Linked DNA regions of Homo sapiens: region 2 is linked to region 1. A link is an interaction called in ENCODE POLR2A ChIA-PET data of the cell type or tissue named here. Cell type or tissue: OCI-LY7. All regions are shown on one strand. Links, peaks and the distances in the headings refer to the core of each region. The heading gives the core; the rest is flanking DNA. Region 1 overlaps KIF3B (kinesin family member 3B). Region 2 overlaps ASXL1 (ASXL transcriptional regulator 1).

Evidence for each region. Peaks named below come from ENCODE experiments on the same cell type or tissue, not always from the same donor. Only the 100,000 strongest peaks of a DNase experiment are listed, where the experiment ranks them.
Region 2: POLR2A ChIA-PET joins it to region 1 with 6 read pairs; 14 of 35 experiments call an interaction of 5 or more read pairs at or near these places.

Annotation. Positions count from the first base shown.
Region 1 is chr20:32,311,997-32,327,533 of GRCh38, reverse strand. It overlaps KIF3B (kinesin family member 3B), which reads right to left. Exons shown (of 9, transcript NM_004798.4): 3 at 11,215-11,316; 4 at 10,885-11,007; 5 at 10,660-10,778; 6 at 650-763. Among named protein-coding and RNA genes, the nearest start is that of ASXL1, 39 kb to the left of the region's middle. RefSeq lists an enhancer at 7-1,206. In OCI-LY7, for the core only: no CTCF peak of the experiment used is centred there; no DNase peak of the experiment used is centred there.
Region 2 is chr20:32,362,383-32,377,972 of GRCh38, reverse strand. It overlaps ASXL1 (ASXL transcriptional regulator 1), which reads right to left. Exons shown (of 13, transcript NM_015338.6): 2 at 11,507-11,589; 3 at 10,244-10,246; 4 at 8,850-8,958. Among named protein-coding and RNA genes, the nearest start is that of ASXL1, 12 kb to the right of the region's middle. RefSeq lists an enhancer at 8,624-8,733. In OCI-LY7, for the core only: no CTCF peak of the experiment used is centred there; a DNase peak (open chromatin) is centred at 8,802; H3K4me3 peaks cover 3,012 bases; H3K27ac peaks cover 3,229 bases.

The DNA.
Region 1 (15,537 bases), core at 10,411-15,410:
AAGCCCTGGCTGGAGTCCTGTGGAACCAGCACTCGGAAGACACTGACAGAACCTGAAGCAAGTAACTCCCTGGACTGCAGGCTGACGTAAGTGGGACGGGAAATGCTTCTGTTTTCTGCTTGAGTTGCTTTCTGATTCAGAGCATCATGCATCTTTTAAGCCAGAAGAGATTTTTAATCATCACCCAGTTCTTAGACAGCATTCACAAAGCATAGCTGTCAACACCCCCCACCTCTGCATCCCTGCCAGGTGTCTCCCATCTTTCCAGCAGCACCCAGACTTAGCATGAGAATCCTTCTCAACACTGTGGGTCAGAATGACACACAAAGATAACAGCTCTGAATTGCCCCTTACGTGACCTAGCATACTTCACTTCACAGCTGGAGAAACAGAAATGCAGGAACTTTGGAAAGGTCACTTGCTCACTCACTAGTGACAAAGTCTCCCAATTCCTAAAACCACACTCATGATCAAACTTTTACCTGGTGGATCTATGGCAGCTAGAAAATCAGTAATGCAGTGGGTTTTGAGTTTAAATAAGCCAAACTGTGTTCTTATCAAACCCCTTTGTTGACCAGAGGGCTCTTGTTATCAACATTCTTTTCCTCCCTCATACTTGAAAATATACTTGAAGTTAATAGTGACTTACTCCAGTCTGGTTATAGGATGTAGTTTCCAATGATCTTCCTCTTCATCAAAGAAGGCTCTATTCATAATTTTACTTTTTTCTTCCAGAGGGATAAAGTTTTCTATAATAAGATGCCTGTAAGAGCACACATAACAGGTGAAAACAGATACAGAATACATATGAAGTGTCAGCTATCTGGTCTCATGCATGGTGAGTAATCAGGTAAGAGTCAAGGCACATAGCAAACATTTACTCAGCAAGTACGATGGGCCTAACATCATACAAAGAGCTGAGATACAGACACAAATGACATCTGGCTCCTGCCTGAAACAAAGGGTAATGGTGCAGCCCTGTTAGGTATAATAGGTACTGACAGTGGTCTGTCTTAGAAATATGGAGAGGTCACTTCTGCCTGGGAAGGGGCAGGATGTGAACAGGCTCAAGAGGGAGGTGACCCCTGGGCTATATTGGAGTGAACATTTGCTACCTGAAGTATCTTTCAGAGGGCCACTGGTGCTGATAACCAAGGTCATTAACTTCCAAAATGCCAAAAACAGAAGAAATTAAACTGCCTTACTCCAATCCCATGGCTCGTTGTCCAAGCTGGAAAATTTCCCATTCTAACTGACCAGGATAAAAAGCAGGACTAAGTGGATTTCAGCCCCTGAGAATGAAGACCATTCCTACTAACAGTCTCTGTCTGACAAGTGCCCAGGAAACACATCAAACAAGGAAACTGGAACCCACTGGTGGTGTCTCTCTATGGTGATGACTGTCTCCCATTATATCTCTGCCTTTACTCTTCTAAAGCCTCAGGACAAAACAATGCCAAAAGGAAATGAACATGGAAGGGACACAAAGCAAACAGCACAGAGGTATAGGGTACTGTGAGAAAGAGGCTGACTCACTGTTTACTCAAAAGATATAAAAAGAGATATAGGCCAGGCACGGTGGCTCATGTCTGTAATCCTAACACTTTGGGAGGCCGAGCCAGTGGATTGCCTGAGGTCAGGAGTTCGAGAACAGCCTGGCCAACATGGCGAAACTCTGTCTCTACTAAAAATACAAAAATTAGCTGTGTGTGGTAGTAGGCACCTATAATCCCAGCTACTCAGGAGGCTGAGACAGGAGAATCACTTGAACCCAGAGGGCAGAGGTTGCAGTGAGCCGAGATCACACCACTGCACTCTGGCCTGGGCCAAAGAGCAAAACTCTGTCTCAAAAAAAAAAAAAAAAAAAAAAAAAAAAAAGAGAGAGAGAGAGAGATAATAATGAAAATAGACTCCTTAGAAAAAAAAATATTTTGGGGAGCTAAAATTTTCTCTTTGACATTTCAGAAACTATTTTTTATAACACATATTTGGCTTTCTTCTGGTTACAATGATTCTATTTATTCATTAGAAAATGTAAAAAACAGGCCAGGCCCAGTGGCTCACACCTGTAATCTCAGTGCTTCGGGAGGCCGAGGTGGGTGGATCACCTGAGGTCAGGAGTTCGAGACCAGCCTGATAAACATGGCAAAACCCTGTCTCTACTAAAAATATAAAAATTAGCCGTGCGTGGTTGACCTGCACCTGTAATCCCAGCTACTTGGGAGGCTGAGGCATGAAATTCACTTGAACCTGGGAGGCAGAGGTTGCAGTGAGCCAAGATCGTGCCACCGCACTCCAATCCGGGTGACAGAGCAATACTCTGTCTCAAACAACAACAACAACAAAAAGAAAATGTAAAAAACATAATCACCCACAATTTCACTATCCAGAGATAACTATTATTATTATGTTGGTATATTTTGTCCTGATCTTTTTCTAGATGTACATACCTGCAAAGAGGACTGACCGACACACACATTTAATTAATTAATTAGTTTTTCTGGAGACAGAGTCTCACTTTGTCGCCCAGGCTGGAGTAAAGTGGCGCAATCTCAGCCCACTGCAACCTTCGTCTCCCAGGTTCAAGCGATTCTCGTGCCTCAGCCCCCGGAGTAGCTGAGACTATAGACACATGTCTCCATGCCCAGCTAATTTTTTTGTATTTTTAGTAGAGACAGGGTTTCACCATGTTGCCCAGGCTGGTCTTGAGCTCCTGAGCTCAGGCAATTTGCCCACCTCAGCCTCCAAAAGTGCTGGGATTATAGGCATGAGCCACCGCACCTTGCCTACATTTAATTTTAAGGGCTCTTTTCCAAATTTAAAATTTGATCATTAAAAGAATCCCTTTGAAAACTTCTTCTTTGGCCAGGCATGGTCATTTTGTAACCCCACTAATGAAATAATGGATCCAGACAAAGATCATCTGTTGGCTGAAACTATTAGCTCCACATTTCTCAGGCCAGGCTGCACATTAACGTTACCTACAGAGTTTTGAAAAATATCTTGCCCAGACCTCATGAGAGACCAAGAGTTCTCAAAGTGCATTCACCAAACCAGCAGAAGCAATACCTGGAACCTACTAGAAATGAACATTCTCAGGCCCTGCCCCAGCCTTTCTGAATCAGACTCCGGGTGTGATACCCAGCAATCTGTGTTTAACAATCCCTTCAGGTAATTCTGATGCCTGCTAAAGTTTAAGGACTACTGCCCTAGACCAATTAAATCAGAATCTCTGAGGTGGGGCTCAGACATCATTAATTTTTAAAACTTCTCAGTTTGTAGCCAAGGTTGGGAACCCGTGCTTCAGAGATAGCTTTCAGTTAGAGCTAAATAAAGGGGATAGAGATACAAGTTAATTGACACCATGAAGAAAGAGACCAACAAATCCAGAATGTAGTATATTTCTTCTTTTTTTTTTTTCTTTTGAGTTGGTGTCTCACTCGGTCACCCAGACTGGAATGCAGTGGCATAATCTTGGCTCACTGCAGCCTTGAACTCCTGGGCTCAAGCAATCCTCCTGCCTCAGCTTCCCAAGTAGCTGGAACTACAGGCACATGCCACCACTCCCGCCTACAATGTGGGATATTTCTACAGGCTATCTGATTCAGTCTTTTCAACAAGTCAACTATGAAAAATATGTATATATATACTTTTTGAGATGGAGTTTCGCTCTTGTTGCCCCAGCTGGAGTGCAGTGGCACAATCTTGGCTCACTGCAACCTCCGCCTTCCAGGTTCAAGCAATTTTCCTGCCTCAGCCTCCCGAGTAGTTGAGATTACAGGCGCCCGCCACCACACCCAGCTAATTCTTGTATTTTTAGTAGAGATGGGGGTTTCACCATCTTGGCCAGGCTGGTCTTGAACTCCTGACCTCATGATCCACCTGCCTCAGCCTCCCAAAGTGCTGGGATTACAGGTACGAGCCACCATGCTCGGCTGAAAAATATTTTTAAAAATAAAAAGAATTGGCTGGGCGTGGTGGCTCACTACTCGAGTAGTCCCAGCTACCTGGGAGGCCGAGGCAGGAGAATCACTTGAACCTGGGAGGCAGAGTTTGCAGTGAGCCGAGACCGCGCCACTGCACTCCAGTCTGGCGACAAAGTGAGACTCTGTCTCAAATAAACAAATAAATAAAATAAAAAATAAAAAGAATTGCCTCAGATTAAAATAAGTCTAAGAGACTTAATAACCAAATGTAACATGTAGTCCTAATATGTAGATCTTAAAACGAGCAAACCAAGAAAATCTGAATGTGGATTGGGTACTAGAAAATACTAAGAAACTTAATTTTTTTAGGTATAAAAATATCATTGTGTAGACAAAAATCAATTATATATAAATATAAATATATATAAATATATAAATATAAATATATAAATATAAATATATAAATATATGTAAATATATAAATATAAATATATAAATATATATAAATATATAAATATAAATATATATAAATATATAAATATATATAAATATAAATATATATAAATATAAATATATAAATATATAAATATAAATATATATAAATATAAATATATGTATATATAAATATGTGTATATATATAAATATGTATATATATAAATATGTATATATATAAATATGTATATATAAATATATAAAAATATATATGAATATGTATATAAATATATAAAAATATATATGAATATGTATATATAAATATATATAAATATATAAAAATATACATATAAATATATATAAATATATATAAATATATATATAAATATATATAAATATATATATAAATATATATAAATATATATATAAATAAATATATATAAATAAATAAATATAAATATATATAAATATATAAATATATATAAATATATATAAATATATAAATATATATATAAATATATAAAAATATATATATAAATATATATAAATATATAAAATTTTTTTTTTGAGACGGATTCTCGCTCTGTCGCCCAGGCTGGAGTGCAATGGCGCAATCTCGGCTCACTGCAACCTCCGCCTCCAGGGTTCAAGCGATTCTCTTGCCTCAGCCTCCCAAGTAGCTGGGATTATAGACACCCGCCACCACGCCTGGCTAATTTCTGTATTTTTGTAGAGACAGGGTTTCACCATGTTGGCCGGGCTGGTCTCAAACTCCTGACTTCAGGTGATCCGTCCACCTGGGCCTCTCAAAGTGCTGGGATTACACGTGTGAGCCACCATGCCCAGCCAGTATTTTTATATACTAGTAATTAATATTCCAAAAATAAAATTAAGAAAACAATGTCATATACCATAGCACCCAAAAAACCCTTAGGTATAAATTTAACAAAAGTGTAAGAATTATACACTGAAAACTACAAAACATTCTCGAGAAAAATTAAAGAAATAATAAATAAATGGAAAGACATCTCATGTTCATGGATCTGAATACTTAATACTGTTAAGATTACAATATTGCCCAAATTGATCTACAGATTCAATGTGATCAATATCAAAATCCCAGCTGGCTTTGTTTGCAGAAATTGACAAGCTGACCTTAAAATGTAGAGGCATACCTCAGAGATACTGTGGGTTTGGTTCCAGACTACTCCAATAAAGTAAGTATCACAATAAAGCAAGTAACACAATTTTTTGGTTTCCCAGTGCATATAAAAGTTATGCTTACACTATACTGTAGTCTATTAAATGTATAATACCATTTTGTCTACAAAAAGTATAGACTTTAAGAATACTTTATTGCTAATAAATGCTTACACAGAGACATGAAGAGAGCATATGCTGTTGAAAAAATGGTGCCAACAGACTTGCTTTATGCAGGGTTTCCACAAACCTTCAATTTGTAGAAAATGTAATATCTGTGAATTATAACAAAGCAGAGTGCAGTAAAACAAAGTATGTTTGAATATGGAAATGCAAGGGACCCTGAACAGTCAAAACACTCCTGAAAAAGAACAAGGCTGGAGGACTCACACTTCCTGATTTCAAAACTAACAAAGCTATAGTAATTAAGACAGAATGGTACTAGCATGAGGATAGATATATAGAACAATGGAACAGTATTGAAAGTCCAGAAATAAATAAATAAATGCTTAATTACGGTCAACTGACTTTCTTTTTTTTTTTTTTGAGACAGAGTCTTGCTCTGTTGCCCAGGCTGGAGTACAGTGGCATGATCTCAGCTCACTGCAACCTACACCTCCCAGGTTCAAGGGATTCCTCTGCCTCAGCCTCCTGAGTAGCTGGGACTACAGGTGTGCACCACCACACCTGGCTAATTTTTGTATTTCTAGTAGAGACAGGGTTTCACCATATTGGCCAGGGTGATCTCGAACTCCTGACCTCAGGTGATCCACCCACCTCGGCCTCCCAAATGCTGGGATTACAGGCATGAGCCACAGCGCCCGGCCCTGACTTTCAATAAGTATGCCAAGACAATGAAATGGGAGAGAAAAGCCCTTTCAACAAATGGTGCTGGAACAACTAGATATCTGCATCCAAAACACTGTACTTGAAACCCTACCTCATACCATACACAGAAATTAACTCAAATGGATCATAGACCTAAATGTAAGACCTAACACTATAAGCCTCTTAGAGGATCTAAGAGAATGAAACATGCGTCCACAAAAGAAACTTGAATATGAATGTTCACAGCAGCATTATTCATAACACCCAAAAGTAGAAATAACCCAAATGTCCATCAAATAATGAATGGATAAATAAAATGTGGTATATTTATACAACAGAATATTATTTGGTCATAAAAAATGAATAAAGTATTGATACATGCTACAACATGGAAGACTGTTGAAAACACTATACTAGCTTTGGCAACACAGCAAGACCCATCCTTATGAAAAAATTTTAAAAAATTAGCCAGGTGTGCTAGCATGCAACTGAAGTCCTAGCAACTCAGGAGGCTCAAGCAGGAAGATTACTTGAACCCAAGAGGTCAAGGCTGTGAGCTATGATGGCACCACTGCACTCCAGTCTGATTGACAGAAGAAGGCCTTATCTCTAAAAAAAAAAAAAAACTAACAAAACACACACATGCACACACACACACACACACATATGAAGAAAGCAGTCACAAAAGGCCACATTATTCCAACATTATTTCATTTATAAACTTATATGAAAGGTCCAGAAAAGGCAAATCTAGATACAATACCAAAAGTAAAATAAACAAAAGAAAATACAATTAAATTGGGCTATATCACAACGGAAATCTTTTGTGCTATAAGTAATACCATCAAGAAAGTTTAAAAACAACTCAGAATAACAGAAAGCATCTTCAAATCATGAATCTCATGAGAAAGTGGTATTCATAATATATTAATATAAAGAACTCTTAAAACTCAGCCGGGCACAGTGGCTCACGCCTGTAATCCTAGCATTTTGGGAGGCTGAGGCGGGTGGATCACCTGAGGTCAGGAGTTCCAGACCAGCCTGGCCAAGATGGTAAAACCCCGTCTCTACTAAAAATACAAAAATTAGCTGGGCATGGTGGCACATGCCTATAGTCCCAGCTACTCGGGAGGCTGAAGCAGGACAATCACTTGAACCCAGGAGGCAGAGGCTGCAGTGAGCTAAGATCATGCCATTGCACTCCAGCCTGGGTGACAGACCCAGACTCTGTCTCAAAAAAAACTCTTAAAACTTAATTATTGGCTGGACATGGTGGCTCATGCCTGTAATCCAAGCACTTTGGGATGCCAAGGCAGGTGGATCACCTGAGGTTAGGAGTTCAAGACCAGCCTGGGCAACATGGTGACACCCCATCTCTACTAAAAATACAAAAATCAGCCGGGCATGGTGGCGGGTGCCTGTATTCCCAGCTATTCGGGAGGCTGAGGCATGAGAATCGCTTGAACCCAGGAGGCAGAGGTTGCAATGAGTCAAGTTCACGCCATTGCATTCCAGCCTGGATGACAGAGCGAGACTCCAACTCCAAAAAAAAAAAAAAAAAAAACAAAAACAAAACAAAAAAAAACTATATATATACACATATGTGTGTGTGTGTGTGTATGAAATATATATATTTCATATATATACGAAATATATACATATATATATATATGAAACAACCCCATTTTAAAATGGGGTAAAGGATTTGTATAGATATTTCTCCAAAGACATACAAATGGCCAATAAGCCCGTGAAAGGATGCTCAACATCATTAGTCATCAGAGAAATATGCAAATCAAAACTATAATGAAGTACCATTTCACACTCGTTAGGATGTCTATGATAAAAGAGACAGGAAATAACAAGTGTCGACAAGGATGTGGAGAGGCCGGGCATGGTGGCTCACACTTGTAATCCTAGCACTTTGGGAGGCTAAGTCGGGCAGACTGCTTGAGCCCAGGAGTTTGAGACCAGCCTAGGCAACATGGTGAAACCCCATCTCTACAAAAAACACAAAAATTAGCCAAGTAGGGTGGCATGCCGCTATAGTCCCAGCTATTCCAGAGGTTGAGGTGGGAGGATCGCTTGAGCCCAGGAGGTGGAGGTTGCAGTGTGCTGAGACTGCACCTCTGCACACCAGCCTGGGTGGCAGAACGAGACTGTCTCAAAGAAAAAAAAAAAAAAGAAGATGTGGAGAAATTGGTGGTAGAAATGTAAAATAGTGCAGCCACTGTGGCAAACAGTTTGGCATTCTCTCAAAAAGTTAAACACTGAGTTACCATATGACCCAGCAATTCCACTCCTATGAATGTATCCCAGAGAAATGAAAACACACATCCATACAAAACCTTATACATGAATGCTTATAGAAGTATTATCCATAATAGCCAAAGACTAGAAATAATCGGAATGTATATAAACTGAAAAATAAATAAATATGTGTCCTATTCATACAGTGCAATATTATTCAGTCATAATAAAGAACAATTGATGTTGGGACTACCAGATATCTGTTGATCCATGCTACGGCATGGACGATCCTTGAAAGCGTCATGCTAAGCAAAAGACACCAGGCCAAAAAGGCCACACAGTGTGTGATTCCATTTATATGAGATGGCCAGAATAGGCAAAGCCATAGAGACAGGAAGCAGATTAGTGATTACTTCGGGTTGGGAAAGGGGGTAATGAGGAGTGACTACTAACTGGTAGAGTTTCTTTTAGAGGAGAGTAATAAAAATGTTCTAAAATTAGATTGTAGTGGTGGTTTTATAGCCCTATGCATATATATGCTTTTAAAAAAACACTGATTTGTATACTTTATCATTTTTTAATTTTTTTTTTTTTGAGACAAGAATCTCGCTGTGTCACCCAGGCTTGAGTAAAGTGGTGTGATCTCAGCTCACTGCAACCTCCGCCTCCCAGGTTCAAGAGATTCTCCTGCCTCAGCCTCCTGAGTAACTGGGATTACAGGTACACGCCATCACACCCAGCTAATTTTTGGATTTTTAGTAGAGACGGGGTTTCACCATGTTGGCCAGGCTGGTCTTGAACTCCTGGCCTCAGGTGATCCACCTGCCTCGGCCTCCCAAATGCTGGGATTACAGGCATGAGCCACCATGCCCGGACTGATTTGTACACTTTAAATATGTGAATTGTATGGTATGTGAAGTATGTCTCAATTAAGCTTTTTTAAAAACAGTATTGTGGGCTGGGTGTGGTGGCTCACACCTATAATCCCAGCACTTTGGGAGGCTGAAACAGGAGGATTGCTTGAGCCTAGGAGTTTGAGATCAGCTTAGGTAACATAGAGAGACTCTATCTCTATAAAATTTTTTTTAAAAATTAGCTGGGCATAGTGGCACACACCTGTAGTTCCAGCTACCCGGGAGGCTAAGGTGGGAGGACTGTTTGAGCCCACAAGTTACAGGCTGCTGTGAACTGTGATTGTGCCACTGCACTCCAGCCTGGGTGATAGAGCAAAACTCTGTCTCAAAAAAAAAAAAAACCACTGTGATCATATATATATATATATAAGTATGTAGGAGTGAGATAACATGAGGTTAAGATTTGCTTTAAAATATTTTTGTGAAAGATAGATGGCAAAAGCTTGTTAATCCTTGAATCTGGGTGATGGGTACTTGGGTATTTATTATACCATTCAGAAAATTGTCACAATAAAAAGTCAAGTTAATAAAATATTCCCTCTTATCATCAGACAGATGTAAGACCAGAATCTTTAAAAGCTTCGAGAAGGTAGGGTTAGAAGGGAACTTGGAGATCACCTGATGAAGTCATTCAGTTAACAGATGGGATCCAGAGATGGAAAGTGACTTTTTCAGGAATGAACAGAACATGGGGTGGCAGGAGATGAGCTGGAGAAGGACCTGTCCTCAGGGCTATTTCTTTTTTTGTGTTTTTTTCTCACTCCGTCGCCCAGGCTGGAGTGCAGTGGCACGATATCAACTCACCGCAATCTCCACTTCCCGGGTTCAAGCGATTCTCCTATCTCAGCCTCCCAAGTAGCTAGGACTACAGGCATGCACCACCACGCCCAGCTAATTTTTGTATTTCTTAGTAGAGACGGGGTTTCACCATGTTGGTCAGGCTGGTCTCGAACTCCTGACATCAGGTGATCTGCCCGCCTCCGCTTCCCAAAACACTGGGATTACAGGCGTAGGCCACCAAGCCCAGCCAGGGCTGTTTCTAACTAAACAAACGAGATCAATGACTCAGCAAGTGGCTTGGGGGCACTATGGAAGGCCTGGCACTTACTTGAGTTTCAGCTCCCTGGTGAGCTCATTCTGAGTCTGCTCTAGCTCTTGGCGCTCCTTGATGTGTTCTTCTTGGAGGTCATGGATCTCAGCCTTCACTGCCTGAAGCTTGGAGAAGAGCTGGAATGAGGGGAGAGGCAGGTGAGGAGGGTGTCTGTCCAAAGGGTAGAGTTCTCCCTTTCCCCAAGTCTCAAGGCAACTCCATCTGGCCTCATTCCTTTCATACCTTTTTGAGTTTTTTGGTCTTGATGTCCACCTCTTGCTGCAATGAGCTGTATGTCTCTTTAAGTTCCAAGGTCTCCTCATCTCGACTTTCCATCTGTTGCTGGATTTCTCTTTCTCGACGTTTCTGAGCAACATGACAAAATTCATCAGCTTGCCCTAGAGACTGTGTCTATGCTGGGTTCCCCAAGCTAGGATCAGAGTCTCCAGCTAGGATGAGGCAGACACACCTTGCTCTCATTCTCTTTGAAGAGAGTCTAATATGAGACGTTTGCTCTGCAGCATAAACACACCTTACCTCACCCATTCTCCCTGAAAAAGAATGAAAAGTTACCTGCTCTGCAATTTCCTGTCGTTTCTGCTCCAGGATTTTCTGCTGTTCATTCGTATGATCTACTATATTTTTTCCTCCAACAAGCAACTTACTCTCCATGGCCTGAGTGAGAAACAAAGTAGAATCCATCTCATGAACGGTTTCTCTCAGAACATAATTCCTCACAGGGGAGCCTGTGAAAGATAAAGAGCTCAGGACTGAGCCAAAAGGGACAAACTCTGGGAAAAAATACACTGTGCTCAGCTGTGCCCATCCATCACTGGTGAGGGACTGGGGCAGCTTCACTAGAGGCTTCTTGGTAACACTGAAGATACAGTTTCTTCAGATACATGAATTTCAGCTTTAACAAATTTTTTTTTTTTGCTTGTTTCTACAAAGTATTAACCCCACTTAGAACATATTAAGCAGACCCTTTATGTTAGGTCCTGGGGATGCAATGTGAGTGTGAATCACAAAGCTCCGAGTCCACTGAGGAAAACAGACAAGCAAGCAGGCTTTAACCATATGGCGCCAGATGCCATCATGAGGAAAGGACACAGTAATTCATGGGAGAGGCACACTGATGGGATAGAATTCAGACTCTGTGGGGATTTTTTAAAATTTTTTAAAGACAGGGTCTAGTTCTGTCACCCAAGCTGGAATGCGGTGGCACGATCACAGCTCACTGCAGCCTTGACCTCCTTAGTTCAAGCAATCCTCCCACCTCAGCCTCCCAAGCAGCTGGGACTACAGGTGTACACCACCACACTTGGCTGATTGGTTGATTGACTGATTGATTGTAGAGGTGAAATCTTGCTATGTTGTCTGGGCTGGTCTTGAATTCCTGGCCTCAAGAGATCCTCTGCCTTGGCCTCTCAAACTGCTGGGATTATAGGCATGAGCACAGCGCCCAGTCAGAGAATTCAGACTTTTAGAGGGAGTCAGAGAAAGCTTTCTGTCTGCAGGGCCAGATACACAGACAGCTGAAGTTAAAAAATAGGAATTAGGTAAGAAAAAAAGATTGTTTTGTGAGGGGAAGGTGGGAAGTGATGAAGTTGACCTAAATCCCTGTCAAGGAGACTAAACTTCTTGATCCTGAGAAGTTCGGGGAACCACTGACATATTCTTTTGAGCATGAGGCTACACAATCAGATGTGTGTTTTAGAAACATTACTCCCCTGCAATGGGAAGCATGGCAAAGGACTGGCAGGATGGAGGGAGACATGACAGGAAGCCACTGCAGGGGTCTAGGCCTGGGCTAGGCCTCCTCCCTAGTTGGGGAGGGCAGAGTAGATGAGTCCAAGAGACCCTGATGAGGCAGGATCCAAAGGCTTTGGGACGGCCTGGCTGTAAGTGAGAGGGAGTGGCTGCTGGCAAGGATAACTCCCAGGGGTCTGGCTTCCCTGAGATAAGGAAGGCAAGAGCAGGCTCTGAGTGGCTGTGAGCATCCCAGTGGGCAGAAGGTTATTGGGCCTGGATGGCAGGAGACAGTGCTAGGCTAGACATACAATGGGCCTGGATGGCAGGAGACAGTGCTAGGCTAGATATACAGATTGGGAGCCTTCAGCATTTTGATAGGGGCTGAAGCCATGAGAATGATTTTGACCTAAAAAGTATGGGACCCCAAAACTGCACAACTTTTAAGAAACTTATAAACCTCACTGGAGCTCTGCTGCCATCTTTCAGTGAGTCCTCTGAGCCTGTTTCCTCACCTCTCGAATGAAGGGGCTGGACTAGATTGCTAAACTCCACATACATACCTAACAATACCTAACCACTCTAACATTCTTTTTTTTTTTTTTAGATGGAGTCTCGCTTTGTCGCCCAGGCTGGAGTGCAGTGGCATGATCTTGGCTCACTGCAACCTCTGCCTCCCAGGTTCAAGCAATTCTCGTGCCTCAGCCTCCCAAGTAGCTGGAACTACAGGTGCATGCCACCACACCCAGCTAATTTTTGTATTCTTAGTAGAGACAGGGTTTCACCATGTTGGCCAGGCTGGCCTTGAACTCCTGACCTCAAGGGATCCACCTGCCTGGGCCTCCCAAAGTGTTGGGATTACAGGCGTGAGCCACCGCGCCCAGCCTCTAACATTCTTTTATGATTTCACAGCATCCAGGGATTGAGAAAGACAGAAATAATGTCATTCTCCATAGTCAAAATGTCTAAGAGATGCAGTGACCTTAAGATGATGCTGAATCTTGCAGACTCAGCCTCTGAGAGTTCAACTTTCTCTGAGGGGTTGTTTAGAGAATCTAGGTGCTCCTGGCCTTGAATAACAGATCTGATCCTAAAAGACAGTATGCAAGTCAAATATGGGCATACCCAGGCCGGACATAAGGGTGCGGTGGCTCACGCCTGTAATCCTGACACTTTGGGAGACTAAGGTGGAAGGATTGCTTGAGTCTAGGAGTTCAAGACCAGCCTAGGCAACATAGTGAGACCTTGTCTTTACAGAAAATCAACAAAATTAGCTGGGCATGGCAGTGCACACCTGTAGTCCCAGATACTCGAAGGCTGAGGTGGGAAGATTGCTTGAGCCTGGGAGGTCAAGGCTGCAGTGAGCCAAGATCACGCCACTGCACTCCAACCTGGGTGACAGAGTGAGACCCTTTCTCAAAACAAAACAAAACAAAACAAAATATGGGCACAGCCAGTCGCGCTTACTGTGCAGCAGTGAGAAGGCATGAAGTGCTTTGACATAATGGCATCTCAGAACCCCTCCCTGGAACAAAGTTACCTCCTAATTGTGTTGTATACGACTCCATTTTCACATCAGGTCTTAAAAGTGCTAGAAGGGACTTTCAAGGTTTTAAAACCCTGCCTCTGAAGTAAAATAGCACCCAGCTCTGTGAAAGGGCTACTATGAAGCCACTGATTAAAACAAACAAACAAAAAAACAGTACAGCTTCATACAGTAGGGGTAGGAGGGAGGCAAAGATAACTTGTAATTTTAAAATTTATAAACATGGAGACATTTTAGGATAGAAATCAAAGTTTGCATGAATTCAATAAAACAGAACTGAACATTTCCAAGGAATTCTGCCTTGTGGTTAGCCAGTGGCCATCCTCAGCCTTCCAAGTCTACCTTTGCACTCTCCTCTGCCATTAAAGCCCAGTGGAAGCTCAGAGTCCAGGCAACTGCAGGCATAGTGCATTGCCACCAGAAAGAAGGCTCAAAACAATGGGAGCCTCAGCACTCCAGAATGCTAACTAGCCATTGGGTGGAAAATGGAATGGATGTAAAGAAATATATTAGCACACAGGGGTTGGGAGAGGAGGCTGACTATAAGAAAGTAGCATGAGGACATTTTGGGGGTGATGGAAGTGTTCCTTATCTTGTGTAATCAGGGTACTGCATACTGAAACTGCACTGAGAGGCTATACTATATGCAAATGTTAGTCTGATCATCACAAGTGCTGGTAAGGATGCGGGGCATCCAGAACTGATACCCTGCTGCGAGGTGTTTCAATCTGCACAACCACTTTAGAAAACAACTTGTCCTTGTCTAGAGAAGTTGAAGCTGCAAATACCCTAAGACCTAACAGTGCCAAACAAGACAATCTTGCACGTCCATGTTCTCCTGAAGCCAAGCACAAGAGCATTCACAGCAGAAACTGGAAACAACCCATACACCAGGAGAATGGAATACCATGGAATACTTGGAACAGTAATAATGAGTGAACCACAGCTTCAGGCATCAACATGGATAAATCTCATGAACGTAATGTTGCAAAAATAAAAGCAAATGGCATGAGTGGGATTCCATTTACATAAAAGCAAAAAATTATATGAAAACGAAACCATGTTTTCTTTAGAAATATACATGTAGAAAGTAAAACTATAAGGAAAAGCAAGGAAACAATAAACACCGAATTCAGGATGATGGTTATCTGTTGGGGAGGGAAACGCAAGGAGCTACTAAAGATATAGGTATCAGCTGGGTGCAGTGGCTCACGCCTGTAATCCCAGCACTTTGGGAGGGGGAGGTGGGAGAATCATTCGAGCCCAGGAGTTTGAGACCAGCCTGAACAACATAGTGAGACCATGTCTCTACAAAAAATTTAAAAAATTTAGCCAGGCAAAGTTGCGTGCCTGTAGTCCTAGCTACTTGGGAGGCTGAGGTGGGAGGATCCTTTGAGCCTAGGAGGTCAAGGCTGCAGTGATTGGGCCACTGCACTCCAGGGTTGACAGAGCAAGATCCTGTCTCAAAAAAAAAAAAGAAAGAAAGAAAAAAAAAAGCCGGACACGGTGGCTCACGTCTGTAATCCCAGCACTTGGGGAGGCTGAGACAGGCAGATTACCTGAGGTCAGGAGTTCGAGACCAGCCAGGCCAACATAGTGAA
Region 2 (15,590 bases), core at 6,552-11,551, 54 kb before region 1:
GAGTCAAAACTTTATTTTGGGGCCAGGTGCGGTGGTTCACACCTGTAATCCCAGGACTTTGGGAGGCTGAGGCAGGCAGATCACTTCAGGTCAGGGGTTTGAGACCAGCCTGGCCAACATGGTGAAACCCCATCTCTACTAAAAATACAAAAATTTGCCGGGCATGGTGCCTCATGTCTGTAATCCCAGCTACGCAGGAGGCTGAGGTAAGAGAATCGCTTGGACCTGGGAGGCGGAGGTTGCAGTGAGCCAAGACCATGCCATTGCACTCCAGCCTGGGCGACAGAGTGAGACTCCGTCTCAAAAAAAAAAGAAAACAAACAACTTTGTTTCATGCATATAAGATAAATATGAAACACAAATGAATTCTGTGTTTAGACTTGGGCCCCATCCTCAAGGTACCTTACTATGTATGTGGTAAATATTCCAAGATGCTAAAAATTCTCAAATCCAAAACACTTCATGTCTCAAGCATTTCAGATAAAGGATACTCAACCTGTACCATCACATTACCCAGAAAAACTTTTATCAAAGAAGAAACCCTTTGTCATGCCCAAAAAATCTCCAGCAAATCAGTAAACCTGACAATCATAGGTAAGTCCACACAAATGTTTCCAGAACCAAAAAATAAAATAAAAAATTGCAATTATTTTCAAATAGTAAAACCACGTAGATAAAATATAATTCTGGCCAGGCACGTGGCTCACGCCTGTAATCCCAGCACTTTGCGAGGCTAAGGTGGGTGGATCACCTGACGTCAGGTGATATAATATACATAGATATATCTATAATATATTATATATAATATATTTATAGATATCTGTATAATATATAATATATATTATATTAATATATCTATTAATATATTATATATAATATAGATATCTATATAACATTATATATAATATATAATAGACATATTATATCTGTTGTATATTATATCACCTGACCTCAGGTGATCCACCCACCTTAGCCTCCCAAAGTGCTGGGATTACAGGCATGAGCCACGTGCCTGGCCAGAATTATATTTTATCTACGTGGTTTTACTATTTGAAAATAATTGCAATTTTTTATTTTTATTTTATAAATATAAAATATATAACATATAATTATATATTATATATCTATCATGATATTTATATAATATATAATATATAAAATACATTATATATATCATGATAGATATATAATATATAATATACAAAATTCTGACCCTAATGTCCCACCAGATGAGATTTCCAAGTACGGAGGAGAAAAAACTTAACAAGCCATTCTGCACGTAAGCTTATCCTTAACACATAAGGGAGAACAGGCAAAGAAAATGCCAAAAGATTTCAAAGGTGTCACTACTACCTTTAAAAGGAAAACAGAGAAATGTGAGTTAAATAACTGGTGTCAGCTGGGTGTGGTGGCTCACGCCTGTAATCCCAACACTTTGGGGGGCTGCGGTGGGTGGATCACCTGAGGTAAGGAGTTCAAGACCAGCCTGGCCAACATGGTAAAACCCTGTCTCTACTAAAAATACAAAAAATTAGTCGGGTGTGGTGGCTCACGCATATAATCCCAGCTACTCAAGAGGCTGAGGCAGGAGGATCACTTCAACCCGGGAGGCAGAGGTTACAGTGAGCCGAGATTGCGCCACTGCACTCCAGCCTGGGTGATACAGTGAGACTCCATCTCAAAGATAACACAACACAACACAAAATAAAATTAAAATAAAATAAAATAAAATAAAAATAAAATAAAATAACTGGTGTCTTCCTGTCCATTATCATAGGCAAGACACTCACCAAACTAGCCCTTGGTCGACCACTATGCAAAACTTCCCACCACTTTCATCCTTTGCTGCTGAATCCTTTGGACAACCTGGAACAGTAGACATGACTACTGTCTGGCATTACTACATTAGTACTGGCAGTAAAACATAAAGGATTCCGGAAATAACGAAGATTTCTACATTTTTATTAGTCCTTAAAAAATGTACTTAACTGCCAGGCCTGGTGGCTCACACCTATAAATCCCAGCACTTTGGGAGGCTGAGGTGGGAGGATTGCTTCGAGTCCAGGAGTTCAAGACCAGCCTGGGCAACATGACAAAACCCCATCTCTATTAAAAATACAAAAATTAGCTAGGCGTGGTGTCACGCACCTCTAATTCCAGTTATTTAGGAAGCTGAGGCACAAGATTGCTTGAGCACAGGAGGCAGAGGTTGCAGTAAGCCGTGATCATGCCACTGCACTCCAGCCTGGGCAACGGAGCCAGGCCCTGTCTCAAAAAACAAAACAAAACAAAACAAAAAAAACAAACTACTTACTTCTATACAACAACTAGTCTGGATTGTTCAAAAATATCATGATTGGATACAGGATTTTAGGCCACAAAGAATAATTTTGAAATGAGAGAAAAATTTGAATATGGACTATGTATTATACACAATCATATCAATGTTAAGTTTCTTGAGTGTGATAACGGCATTGTGGTTATATAGGAAAATGTCTTTGTTCTTTTTTTCTTTTTTTTTTTTGAGACCAAGTCTTGCTCTGTCACCCAGGCTACAGTGCAGTGGTGCCATCTCGGCTCACTGCAGCCTCTGCCTCCTGGGTTCAAGTGATTCTCCAGCCTCAGCCTCCCGAGTAGCTGGGATTACAGGTGCACGCCACCACACCCAGCTAATTTTTTGTATTTTTAGTAGTAACGGGGTTTTGCCGCGAACTCCTGACCTAAGGTGATCCGCCCGACTCAGCCTCCCAAACTGCTGGGATTACAGGCGTGAGCCACTGCGCCGGGCTATGTCTTTGTTCTTAAGACATACTATCTAAAGTGCTCAGAGGTGGCTGGGCACGGTGGCTTATGCCTGTAATCCCAGCACTTTGGGAGGCCAAGGCAGGCCTTGAGGTCAGGAGTTCGAGACCAGCCTGACCAACATGGCAAAACGCTGACCAGATATGTCCCCTCGACCTTGGCCTCCATAGCTGTAAGAAATAAATTAATTTTCTTTATAAATTACTCACTTTTGGATATTCTAAGTAATGGAAAATGGACTAAGACTATGGTACTGCCTCAATTTTTCTATAGGTTTGAAATTTTTCAAAATAAATAAACGTAAAGTAAAAATATATATATATGTATTTAACACCACCTTGGATTAGGGTGTTTATTGGACAGACCTGAGTTCTCAAGTGACCAAGATGGTAATCAGCTGGTTCAGATCTTTGATATCCTTTCTCATCCATTCCTGAGTAACAATAAACTAAATGCCTGCACAACTTCTGGGAGAAGTGTGGTGTTGATGAGGCATATAACAAGAGACTAGTTAGTAATCACACATTCATGGCTGGAAATCTGGAATTCTTAAAACAGCCTTCAAAAAGAATAAGGGGCCGGGCACCGTGGCTCACACCTGTAATCCCAGCACTTCGGGAGGCTGAAGCAGAGGATTGCTTGAGGCCAGGAGTTTGAGACTAGCCTGAGGAACAAAATGAGACCCCCTCCATCTCTATAAAAAAAATTTTTTTTAATTAGGTGCAGTGGTGCATGCCTGTGGTCCCAGCTACTGGGGAGGCTGACAGGAAGATTCCTTAAGCCCAGGCGCTCAAGGTTGTAGTGAGCTATGATGGTGCCACTGCACCATCTAGCTTTAAGCCACAGAGCGAGACCCTGTATCTAAAAATAAAAAACTGGGTGAGCACAGTGGCTCATGCCTATAATCCCAGCACTTTGGGAAGCCAAGATGGGAGGATTGCTTGAGCTCAGGAATTCAAGACTAGTGAATTCCCACCTCAACAAAAACTACAAAAATTAGCTGGGTGTGGTGGCATGCGCCTGTAGTCCCAGCTACTAGGGAAGCTGGAAGGATTGCTTGAGCCCAGGAAGTCAAGGGTGCAGTGAGCCATGATTGTACCACTGAACTCCAGCCTGGATGACAAAGCGAGACTCTGTCTCAAAAAATAAATAAATACACACATATATATACACATATATAAGACATGTCTATATATAACACCATGGCAAGTGGTTCAAAATATATTAACTGAATGAAAGAAGCAATGATGAAATTTTTTCAAATATTAATTATTTAGGTTACAGGTATCTGAATTTTTTTTTCTTTTTCTTAAGAGTCTCTGTCACCCAGGCTAGAGTGCAGTGGTGCAATCTTGGCTCACTGCAACCTCTGCCTCCCGGGTTCAAGCAATTCTCCAGCCTCAGCCTCCCCAAGTACCTGGAATTACAGGCACCCACCACCATGCCCAGCTAATTTTCGCATTTTCAGTAGAGACAGGGTTTCACCATGTTGGCCAGGCTGGTCTCGAACTCCTGACCTCAAGTGATCCACCCACCGCAACCTCCCAAAGTGCTGGGATTACAGGCATGAGCCATCGCAGCTGGCCACAGGTAGAATTTTATGGATTACTTTCATTTTCTCTGTTGCATTTACGTATATTGCTTTTATAATAGGTCAAAAAAATTAAGGCACACACATAATTAACCAAGCTAAAATTTACCAAACCCAGAGGTAAGCATCCTTCATTCTGGCTCTGAGATATGAGCTAGATGCCAGATGCAAATCTAGGGACAATTTCATCAAAACTGTTCTTGAGATGGAGCTTCACTCTTGTTGCCCAGGCTGGAGTGCAATGGCACGATCTCAGCTCACTGCAACCTCCATCTCCCGGGTTAAAGTGATTCTCCTGCCTCAGCCTCTTGGGTAGCTAGGATTACAGGCGTGCACAACCACGCCCGGCTAATTTTTGTATTTTTCGTAGAGACGGGGTTTCGCCATGTTGGCCAGGCTGGTCTTGAACTCCTGACCTCAAGTGATTCACCCACCTCGGCCTCCCAAAGTGCTGGGATTACAGGCGTGAGCCACTGCGCCCAGCCCATCAAAATTATGAACAAGGACACACGAGGTGGCTCATGCATGTAAACCCAACACTTTGGGAGGCTGAGGTGGGTGGATCGCTTGAGTCCAAAAGTTCAAGACCAGCCTGGGCAACAAAGCGAGACTGTCTCTACCAAAAAAAAAAAAAGAAAAAGAAAATCATAAACAGTATTTATCATCAAATGTCAAAAGAATAATGAAGGCTGGGCGCGGTGGCTCACACCTGTAATCCCAGCACTCTGGGAGGCCGAGGCAGACGGATCACGAGGTCAAGAGTTCAAGACCAGCCTGGCCAACATAGTAAAATCCCATCTCTACTAAAAATACAAAAATTGGCCAGGTATGGTGGTGCACGCCTGTAGTCCTAGCTACTCGGGAGGCTGAGGCAGGAGAATCACTTCAGCCTGGGCGGTGGAGGTTGCAGTGAGCCAAGATCACACCACTGCACTCCAGCGTGGGTTACAGAGCAAGACTCTGTCTCAGAAAAAAAAAATAAATAAATAATAACGAAGTACAAAAATGTAGCCATTATTCACTAAATTCGTTCATTAAATATATATTTATTGAAGGCAACTATGTACCTAGTACTGTGGGTAATTAATAAAATACAGACTCTGCTCTCAAGGAGTTTACAGTCTAACTAGAGGAACCAACCAAGCAAACCATTAATCCATTAAAAGAGCACAACGAATATCAGAGAAGTGATGCCTATGGATGTAAAAGGCCAATGAACAAGATACTATGAAGGATAAGCAACATAAAGCCAAAGGCAGTTAAGATGAGGTACTGAGCAAATATTCAATTAGCACATCTCAGACACAAGCTGTAGACTAACAGACCACTCCCAAGCTTACAGCAGGTTCATACAATGGTGTTTATTCAAAGATATATTAAAATTAAGATGAAGGGGCCTGGTGCAGTGGCTCACACCTGTAAAATTAAGATGAAGAAATATAATTCAGTTCACACATAAAGCACGTACTATGCCAAGAATTCTGCCCAGAGCCAAATTACAAACACAAATAAAACTCAGTTCCTGCCCTTAAGGTACTCATAGAAAAAAGTAATTATCCTTCCTTTTAAAAACAGAATATACCATTAACAGGCATATTTGTAATAAACATATATGTATTAAATAATTATAACTATATATAATTACAGCATATGTAACAATAAGCTATATATGAGATAATAGAGGGCCAGGTATGGTTGCTCACACCTGTAATCCATCCCAGTGCTTTGTGAAGCTGTGGTGGGAAGATCACTTGAGGCCAGGAGTTTGAGACCAGTTTAACCAACATAGCAAGACTTCATCTCTAGGAAAAAATTTAAAAATTAGCTGGGGTGATGGTGTACGCTACTCGGGAGGCTGAGGTGGGACTACTGCTTGAGCCCAGGAGTTCAAGGCTACGGTGAGCTATGATTATACTACTGCACTCCAGCTGTGGACAACAGTGTGAGACCCTGTTTCTAAAAATATAAATTAATATTAAATTAAAAAATAATAGGCCAGGTGCAGTGGCCCACGTCTGTAATCCTGGCAGTTTGGGAGGCCAAAGCCAGTGGATCGCTTGACCCCAGGAGCTCGAGACCAGCCTGGGCAACATGGCAAAACTCCTTCTCCACAAAAAATACAAAAAATTAGCCAGGCATAGTGGTATGCGCCTGAAGTCCTAGCTACTCAGAAGGCTGAGGTGGGAGGATCACTTGAGCCTAGTAGGTCAAGGCTGCAGTGAGCTGTGACTATGATACTGCACTCCAGCCCAGGTGACAGAACAAGACCCTATCTCAAAAAATAGATAATATTAATAGAAAAATGCCATTAACAGGCAATTAAGAATGATAAACCTCAGATCATCATAAAGGCTATCATTTATTAAGGACTGACTCAATGCCAGGGATGCATATTCCACCAAAAAGAAGGGTTAAATCCCTCCCAGGTTACAAAGCTAAGTTTTTGTTTTGAGACAGGGTCTTGCTATGTGGCCCAGGCTGGAGAGCAGTGGTGTGATCACAGCTCACTGCAGCCTCCATCTCCAAGCTACCCTCCTGCTTCAGCCTCCTGAGTAGCTAAGACTATAAGCACACACACCACCACGCAAGGCTTTTTTTTTTTTTTTTTTTTTTTAATAGAGACAAGGTCTCATACTCCTGAGTTTAAGCAATCCTCCCGCCTTAGCCTCCCAAAGTGCTGGGATTACAGGCATGAGCCACCACAGCCGACCACAAAGCTAGGTTTTGGGCTCAGTGGCTCTGTCTCTTCCAAGGCTCGATTACAAGAAAAGCATACAAAACTGAAAGGAAAAAGACCAAACTATTGGATATAAAAAAATATAGAAAACAGCACAGACATCTGACCCCAAGATAAACTTTATTTATATATAAAGACCAAGTTTTATGGCTTCATGTTATATAGTTGGTATTTGTTCAGGTATTTATTTTGAATACAGTCCATCAAGAAAACAAAACTTAAAGGAAAAAGTTTGTACTGACTGCTAAAATTTATAACCCACTATGGAAGAACGAAAGGGTCAGCATCAAATTTTCAGTTTCTCCAATGTCGACAAGTCATCTTATGTCTAAATCAGGGGTCGACAAAGTACAGCCCCAAATCAAATCTGGCCTGCAGCCTGTTTTCGTAAGTAAAACAAACATTTGTAAATAAATTTTTTTTTTTTTTGGAACACAGCCATGCCCATTCATTTGGGTATGGCTGCTTTCCTACTACAATGGCAGACCTGAGTGGTTAAGACAAAGACAGTATGATCCACAAAACAAAAAAACATTGATTTTCTGGTCCTTTACAGAAAAACTTTGCAGACCCCCGGTCTAAATGATTACCATATATATCACAAATGGTGGAAAAATAATTAGCCTGTTCATTTCGGCCCTATTTAAGCTTTATTATGAACTCTACCTGATTTAAGTACTCTTACTTTATAATTACTGTCACTTAATTTCCACAAATATGTTCACATTTCAGTTATTTTCCATAGAGTAGGTCTTACATTAGCTGACCAGTAATTTATCCTTCACATCATTACTACAACAAAATCCTAATTAAGGCACATCTGTGGCCAGGTGCAGTGGCTCACGCCTGTAATCCCAGCACTTTGGGAGGCTAAGGCGGACGGATCACAAGGTCAGGAGTTCAAGACGAGCCTGGCCAACATGGTGAAACCCCGTCTCTACTAAAAATACAAAAATTACCTGGGCATGGTAGTGCACTCTTAGCTACTCAGGAGGCTGAGGCAGAAGAATTGCTTGAACCTGGGAGGTGGAGGGTGCAATGAGCTGAGATCGCACCACTGCACTCCAGCCTGGGCAACAGAGTGAGACTCCATCTCAGAATAAAAAAAAAAAAAAAAAAAAAAAGGCACATCTGCAATTATCCCCATAGTTATGCTTCAGTTTTGTACAATCTACAAAGATATAGACAAGAAAAGATGAACACACAAACAAGAGCTGCTATGACTAAATAATTTCTAATATCTGATTCATATTAGAACACCTCAAAGTGCCATTTAGAACCAACAGCATCTGGCCAGGTGCGGTGGCTCATGCCTGTAATCCCAGCACTTTGGGAGGCCGAGGTAGGTGGATCACCTGAGGTCAGGATTTCGAGACCAGCCTGGCCAACATGGTGAAACCCCGTCTCTATTAAAAAAAATAAAAAAATTAGCCGAGCATGGTGGCATGTGCCTGTAGTCCCAGCTACTTGGGAGGTTGAGGTGGGAGAATCACTTGAACATGGGAGGCAGAGATTGCAGTGAGCCGAGATCTCGCCCCATTGCACTCCAGCCTGGGTGACACAGCGAGACTATGTCTAAAAAAAAGAAAAACATCAGTGTCACCTGACTGCATATGAGAAATGCAAATTCATGGCCCCTATTCCAGACCTACCAGGTGATTTTTATGCACATTAAAAGTCCAAGAATCACTGCACCAAAAGAGAGTTCATATCACTTACCTTGAGCGTGAAAAGGCTGATTCGGCCAGGCAGTTTATAAAACAACCCCTCTCCTCCTCTTGAATTGGAATGTAGCATAGCATTGAGGCATGCGAGAGGGGAAGTCCCACTGTAAAACCACAAAAGAATGGATGAGGGTTATACAATCCATCTGCCTACTTAAAGACCTAATCCCTCCAACTCATTCTTAAATGAGAAGAAGCTAAGCAAGAAATACAGAAGAAAAAATCTCATGACAATTTCACTGTGAAAATAGTAAAAGAATAACCAAATGAAATTCACATAAATCACACTCAGAAAACTCTGGAATAAACATTATGTGATACCCGAAATCCATAACTAACACTTCTTCAGTGCTTTTTGACAATATAAATCAAATTTCCAAGAAATTTAGAAAAACCTCACAATTTTTTCAAGTTATATTTTAATAAGTTAATAAATTTTTAGTAAAATTTTACTATTAAAAGTTTCCTAGCCTCTATATTTCAATCTACATATCATACTCAGAAACTGCCACAGAATACTATGACAAAGAATCACAGAATCAATGGTGCTGTGCCAATAAAACAAGCAGAACTTTTTTTCCAGTTAAACATTTTCTAGTAAGTACACAAAAAGAACAGTATTTCATTTGTTTTTTCTCTGCTGGAAGTGGGGAGATTGAGTTTTATTCTGTATCTACCCAGGAACAATTATTTAAACCTAAATGCAAAAAGTAAGTCAAGTGGATTTAGTTCCCAGTAATGCTTAAAAAATAAACTGAAACAATGGCATACTAAGTTGTTTCATGGTCCCTGCCACAACAGCAGGTTACAAAACGTGACAATTCAGTGCAAAGGATGCTACTTACTGAATCTTTAAATAGAAAAGCTACCAAAAATATCAACAAATGACCATTATTAATATTAACTGAGTTTGGCACTAGCATATTAGTGCTAGGAGTCACCTGTGCACCCTCTCTTCCCTCTCCCCAGCATGTTAAAAAATATATAAATAGCTTAAGTAAGCCTCTTTGCATTTTTCAGAACTAGAAGCCCTAATTTATGCAGTGTTAAAAATAAATTCTGAGTCTAAAAAAACCATTAAAAAACTATTACTTATTTTGCCTTGGAACACACTGGATGCTAAAAAATTTTTCACCAAGAACCAATCTCTAAAAGAAACCCTATGCAAAATCTGGAGTATCAAGTGGGTGTGCTAGCATCTCTGCTACAAGGGGAACAGCATGCTGGCACAGCTCTTCTGTGACTCCTACATATTATACCTCTGTCTACAAATTACAGAGCTGCTCACTCATCATGAGCCATCATGACTGCTTCATAATTCCTCTAAGAACAAGAAGCAGAAACAAGTTAAGGTTCTCAATTCCATATGTCCCAAAGGGACTCATTTACCTTCTATAGGCAAAGTGGTCCAACAGCAGTGCAGACAGCAGCATGATGGGAAATAGCCCATAAAAACAAAAATAAAGCACAATTATAACACTACACAGTGGATAAGTACAAGTCAAATAAATGTGATGTAGACAATCTCAATCTTCCCTCCCCACAAAACATCAACTTGAGAACGTTTGAACTGACAACTGGAAAGTGAAGGCCTTTTGACCCTAAAAGGTCAATTAAAGCAGCTAAGTTTGACTAGCAAAAACATGAAGTTTGCTCTGAGTCCCAGGCAAGGACTGTGTAGTGCTCTCCTCTTTCCTCATTTAAGTACTTTCTTTGTTTTTTGTTTTGTTTTGTTTTTTGAGATGCAGTCTTATTCTGTTGTCCAGGCTGGAGTGCAGTGGTGCAATCTCGGCTCACTGCAACCTCCGTCTCCTGAGTTCAAGCGATTCTCCAGCCTCCGCCTCCCAAGCTGGAACTACAGGCTACAGGCATGCGTCACCATGCCGGCTAATCTTTGTATTGTTAGTAGAGACGGGGTTTTGCCATGTTGGCCAGGCTGGTCTCGAACTCCTGACCTAAGTGATCTGCCTGCCTTGGCCTCCCAAAGTGCTGGGATTACAGGCATGGGCCACTACCCCCAGCTTTTTTTTTTTTTTTTTTTAAGTTTGAAGTTAGGATGAGGAAAAAGAAAGATGAAAGATAGTCCTGGCTTTCAAGCCTGCAAATTCTATGTTTCTAACTTGTTACTTCTCCAGGAAAACTACACCATAAATTTGGAAAATAAAGGTCACCTCAAAATTTAGTAAATTCACATCATATATGACTGCAATTAGTAAGGGGAAAAAAGTCAGTGGTTTTTTATGTTGATGAGACCACTGTTCTTTTATTCTAAAAGAAAGAACTTCAGTGATACGGCATAGAGAAAAGGGTAGCGTTAGGCACAATAGAGGCTATCAGGTCTGAAACTTCCAAAACAGCACAAGAGAAAATGTGCCCTGACTCCTTACACAAAAAACAAGCTCTATGCCAAGATTTAAGGAAGAACAAGGAGATGGGGAAAGCCACTGCACCTCTAAATGAAAACAAATGGATGTTCACCCACTGCCACCCTCCACTGAGACGACACACAATTTGGGAAATGGATAGTTCCATCTCACTACCAGACACAGAAGCACAAATACATACACAGGTGTACTTACTCATATCACTACAACTACAGAAAGACACATATCCTATGAAACCCTCATGTTAAGCAACAAGAACAATACAAACCTCATTTCCTTTAGTCCTTCTGCCTCTATGACCTGCAGAATCTGTTTTGGTGTCATTGGAGCATCCGAGTAGTTTTCTAATACCTGAAGAAATATAAACGTCCTAATTTCAGTGTGCAATTTCCATTTATATCCATCCATCCATATATCATGGGCTAAAGTTATGCTATGAGGTACCGCTGGTGACAACTTAGTTTTTCCACAGTTAAAATTACTTCAGAAATCAAATTACACATATATCTAGTTACTGAAAAGTTACTGCAATTAACTGAAATGTTCTAATTCTCAATTCTAAGGATGCATATCTTCTCAGCATACATGGTATAGTATGCGAGACCTTAGCAACACTGGTTACTGTTCAGCTTGATGCTGTTAATACTGCTAAACCACAGAATATATAGTGCTGCACAAGAAATGTATGACACAGAAATGCATTCACATTTTCTTTCCCAAGGAAGTTTGATTAGTATATATATATACACACACACACTAATTTTTGTATTTTAGTAGAGACTAGAGCTAGTCTCGAACTCCTGACCTCAGGTGATCTGCCCGCCTCAGCCTCCTAAAGTGCTGGGATTATAGAAGTGAGCCACCACGCCTGGCCAAGTACCCATATTTTTAAACGGTGCTTTCTGCCACTGTGTTGTTAATTTGTGGTGTTAACTGCCACAGTACGTTCTGCCATCTGGCACATGATGCTATGATTCTGCATGACTGGTGCAATGAGAAACAGAATATCCCATTTATGTTAGCATCACCTATAACCAAGTCATGGCAGTATTGCAGTATTTTCTTAGTGTGCAACTGCAGCTCTCTTGCTTTAAGAGTTGTTTTAGATATGTTATTCTTCTAAAGGAAGAAAAAAGCTGTCAATATCTTTGTACTTTGTCTACCTGTGCAGCTACTCAGGGTACTCCAAATCAAGCTAACATCTTACAGTCCATTTAACTGCCATAGCCAAGTACTGCTGTCACAAGCAAAACATAAAGAAGTCTGATACGATGCTGCTGTCTACAGCCATACCACCCTGAATGTGCCCGATCTCGTCTGATAGGTCTGCTGCGGAAGGTACTCTCTATGGAAGAACATAAGACCTCAGCACCAAAGTCAAGGTTTGGAGAAGGTACTAAAATAAAACCCCTATTTCCCATGGTCCTATTCTTTGCTTCTCTTTTCAGATTTTCCATTCTCCATGGGTAACATTATCATCTCAGTTTCAGCTACTACCTAAATTCTGATAACTACCTAATCTCTACCTCTAGCTCTGACTTCTCCCCCAAATTTCAGATTCAAATATTCAGTTGTGTACTGACTATACCCCTTCATTATCTACTCTAATTCAGCTCTACTCTTAATTCATCTAATTGGCAACTCTAATTCACCTCTTCTCCAGACCCACTCTTCTTCCTGTATTCCCTACCTTGATTGACAGCCTGTATAATCACCTAATTCAGAAACGCAGGTGTCATCTTTCTCGCTCATCTGTCCGCCAAGTCCCAAAACCAGTCTCTTACCTGACCCAACACAACAGCCTCTTAATATTTATCCCTCCATCCAGTCCTGCTTTCCTCAAATCCATTCTGACTCTGTTGTCATCCTTCATTCAACAAACACATGGAACACGTACCTTGTGCCAGACACAATTCTAGGGATTCACAGTAAACAAGACCAAATCCCTGCTCTGGTAGAACTTACATGTTATAGACTGAGGTCAACCCAGCAAAGCAAACCTGCCCTCATCACTTTCAGCTCTAAAATCCTTCAACAGGCCAGGCACGGTGGTGCACACCTATAGTCTCAGCTGAGACTGAGGCAGGAGGGTCACTTGCTGCGCTCAGGAGCTCCAGGCTCTAGTGCACTATGATCGTGCCTGTGTATAGCCACTGCACTCCAGCCTGGGTAACACAGTGAAACCTCATCTCTTTAAAGAATTTAAAAAATATATATGGCTGGGTAAAGTGGGTCACACCTGTAATCCCAGCACTTTGGGAGGCCAAGGTGGGCAGATTGCTTGAGCCTAGGAGTTCAAAACCAGCCTGGGCGACATGGTGAAACCCTGTCTCTACAAAAAAATACAAAAAACTAGATGGGCATGGTGGCTCATGCCCGTAATCCCAGCTACACAGGAGGCTGAGGTGGGAGAATCATCTGAGCCCAGGAAGTGGAAGCTGCAGTGAGCTGTGATGGCACCACTGCACTTCAGCCAGGGTGACAGAGTGAGACCCTGTCTCAAAAAATAGTAATAATAATAATAGAAAGCAAATAAAATCCTTCAACAGCTCCTTAATCACATACTGCAAAAGCTGAAGCTTCCAAAGTCCACTGGCCCACCGGTAAAGAACAGGATCTAGAGTTAGATTCAAATTTTTACATTCTAAACTGGGGCAATTACAACCCAACCTGAACCTAGGTTCTCTTTTGAAGGATACTGATGTCTTCCTCTCGAGTTGTTGGACAGATTAGAGACAATGTAAGTAATGCCTACAATGTCTGGCACAGAGTAGGTGCTCACTGGCCTGGCATATGGAACCCTCACAATCTGGTCTCTGCCTCTCTACCCATCCACAGTGACACTCTACAAACTTTATGTTCCAATAATTTGTAGATATACCTAATTCCCACACGTTGCAAATACACACACTCCCTCTCACCCACTCTGACTCTTTCTCTCCTGCTATGTGTTGTCACCAGCTCCTGCTTATGCCCTCTGTGATTGGCCTAACTCCTAGTTACCCTTCAAGATTCAGCTCAGAAAGCACCTTCCTCCAGGAAGCCTTCCCTGATCTCTGCCAGGCAGAGGTAAATGTCTCTTTTCAATGTTCCCATTGTTTCATAACACATACAATTATCTTCCAAACCAGGACAGTTGAGAGTGAAAGGAGAAACTATGACTAGACAAGAGGCAGCAACTGGGATATCTGTTTATGATTTATACAACTATGATAACACGTATCATGACTGTAGTAAAATTCTGTTCCTGCGTCTGGACCTTCTTCATCCCCAGAAGACCATAAGCCCTGAGGGGCAAACCTTATCCACCTCTGTATTCCAAGAACCTAAGTGCCAAGATGGGCAGTACTGACTTGAACAAACCTACAATAAACCCTGGAACAAGCTACTAATGTTCACTGCCACAGATAACATTTCTTTGATACTAATTAAATGAAAGCTGAGCTGGCGAATTTTTATATCTTTTTTTTTTAAGAAGCATGACTCAAATAGTAACTACCAATTATTTAAACAGCAATCAGAAATAGCCTGAGAATTTAAGACAGGGGAAACAGAATCTCTAAAGGGAAGTTACATCAAAAGATACAAAGTATTCTTTTTTATTAAAACTGTTTATGCCTCCAGCTCTTGGTATAAGAACAAGTCAGCAGTGTTCTATTCCTAGTCTCTTTCTAGACTACATTTTTTTTTTTAAGTATCTCTTCTCTTACTTCAAAGGGGAAAAAAATGTTTGATGTAAGAACTGGTCAGTCATGAATCAAAGTAAAAGATAAAGCATACAACAAAGAGTTTCTCGAAGCCAGGGAGAATCCATTTAGCGTCCTCGATTTAAAGGGAAATCCCCTTGGCTATTTCTCCCAAACAAACTGTTTATAACAAGTTGGAGGATTTATATCCACTCAACCACATAAGGTCTACTTCTTACACCTAGAAAAGACAATACTACAAAATGTGTGAAAGAAAGACTATTTTTCAACAGCATAATTAACATCTGCAAAAATCAATCTCCTGGGGTACACTATACTGAAATTCTTAAGAATCTTCTTTCCTCTACGAAAGGTTTTTTTGTTGTTGTTGTTTTGTTTGTTTGTTTTTGAGACAGAGTCTTGCTCTGTCGCCCAGGCTGGATGGAGTGCAGTAGCTCGATCTCGGCTCACTGCAAGCTCCGCCTCCCGCGTTCACGCCATTCTCCGGCCTCAGCCTCCCGAGTAGCTGGGACTACAGGCACTCGCCACCACGCCTGGCTAATTTTTTGTATTTTTAGTAGAGATGGGGTTTCACCGTGTTAGCCAGGATGGTCTCGATCTCCTGACCTCGTGATCCGCCCGCCTCGGCCTCCCAAAGTGCTGGGA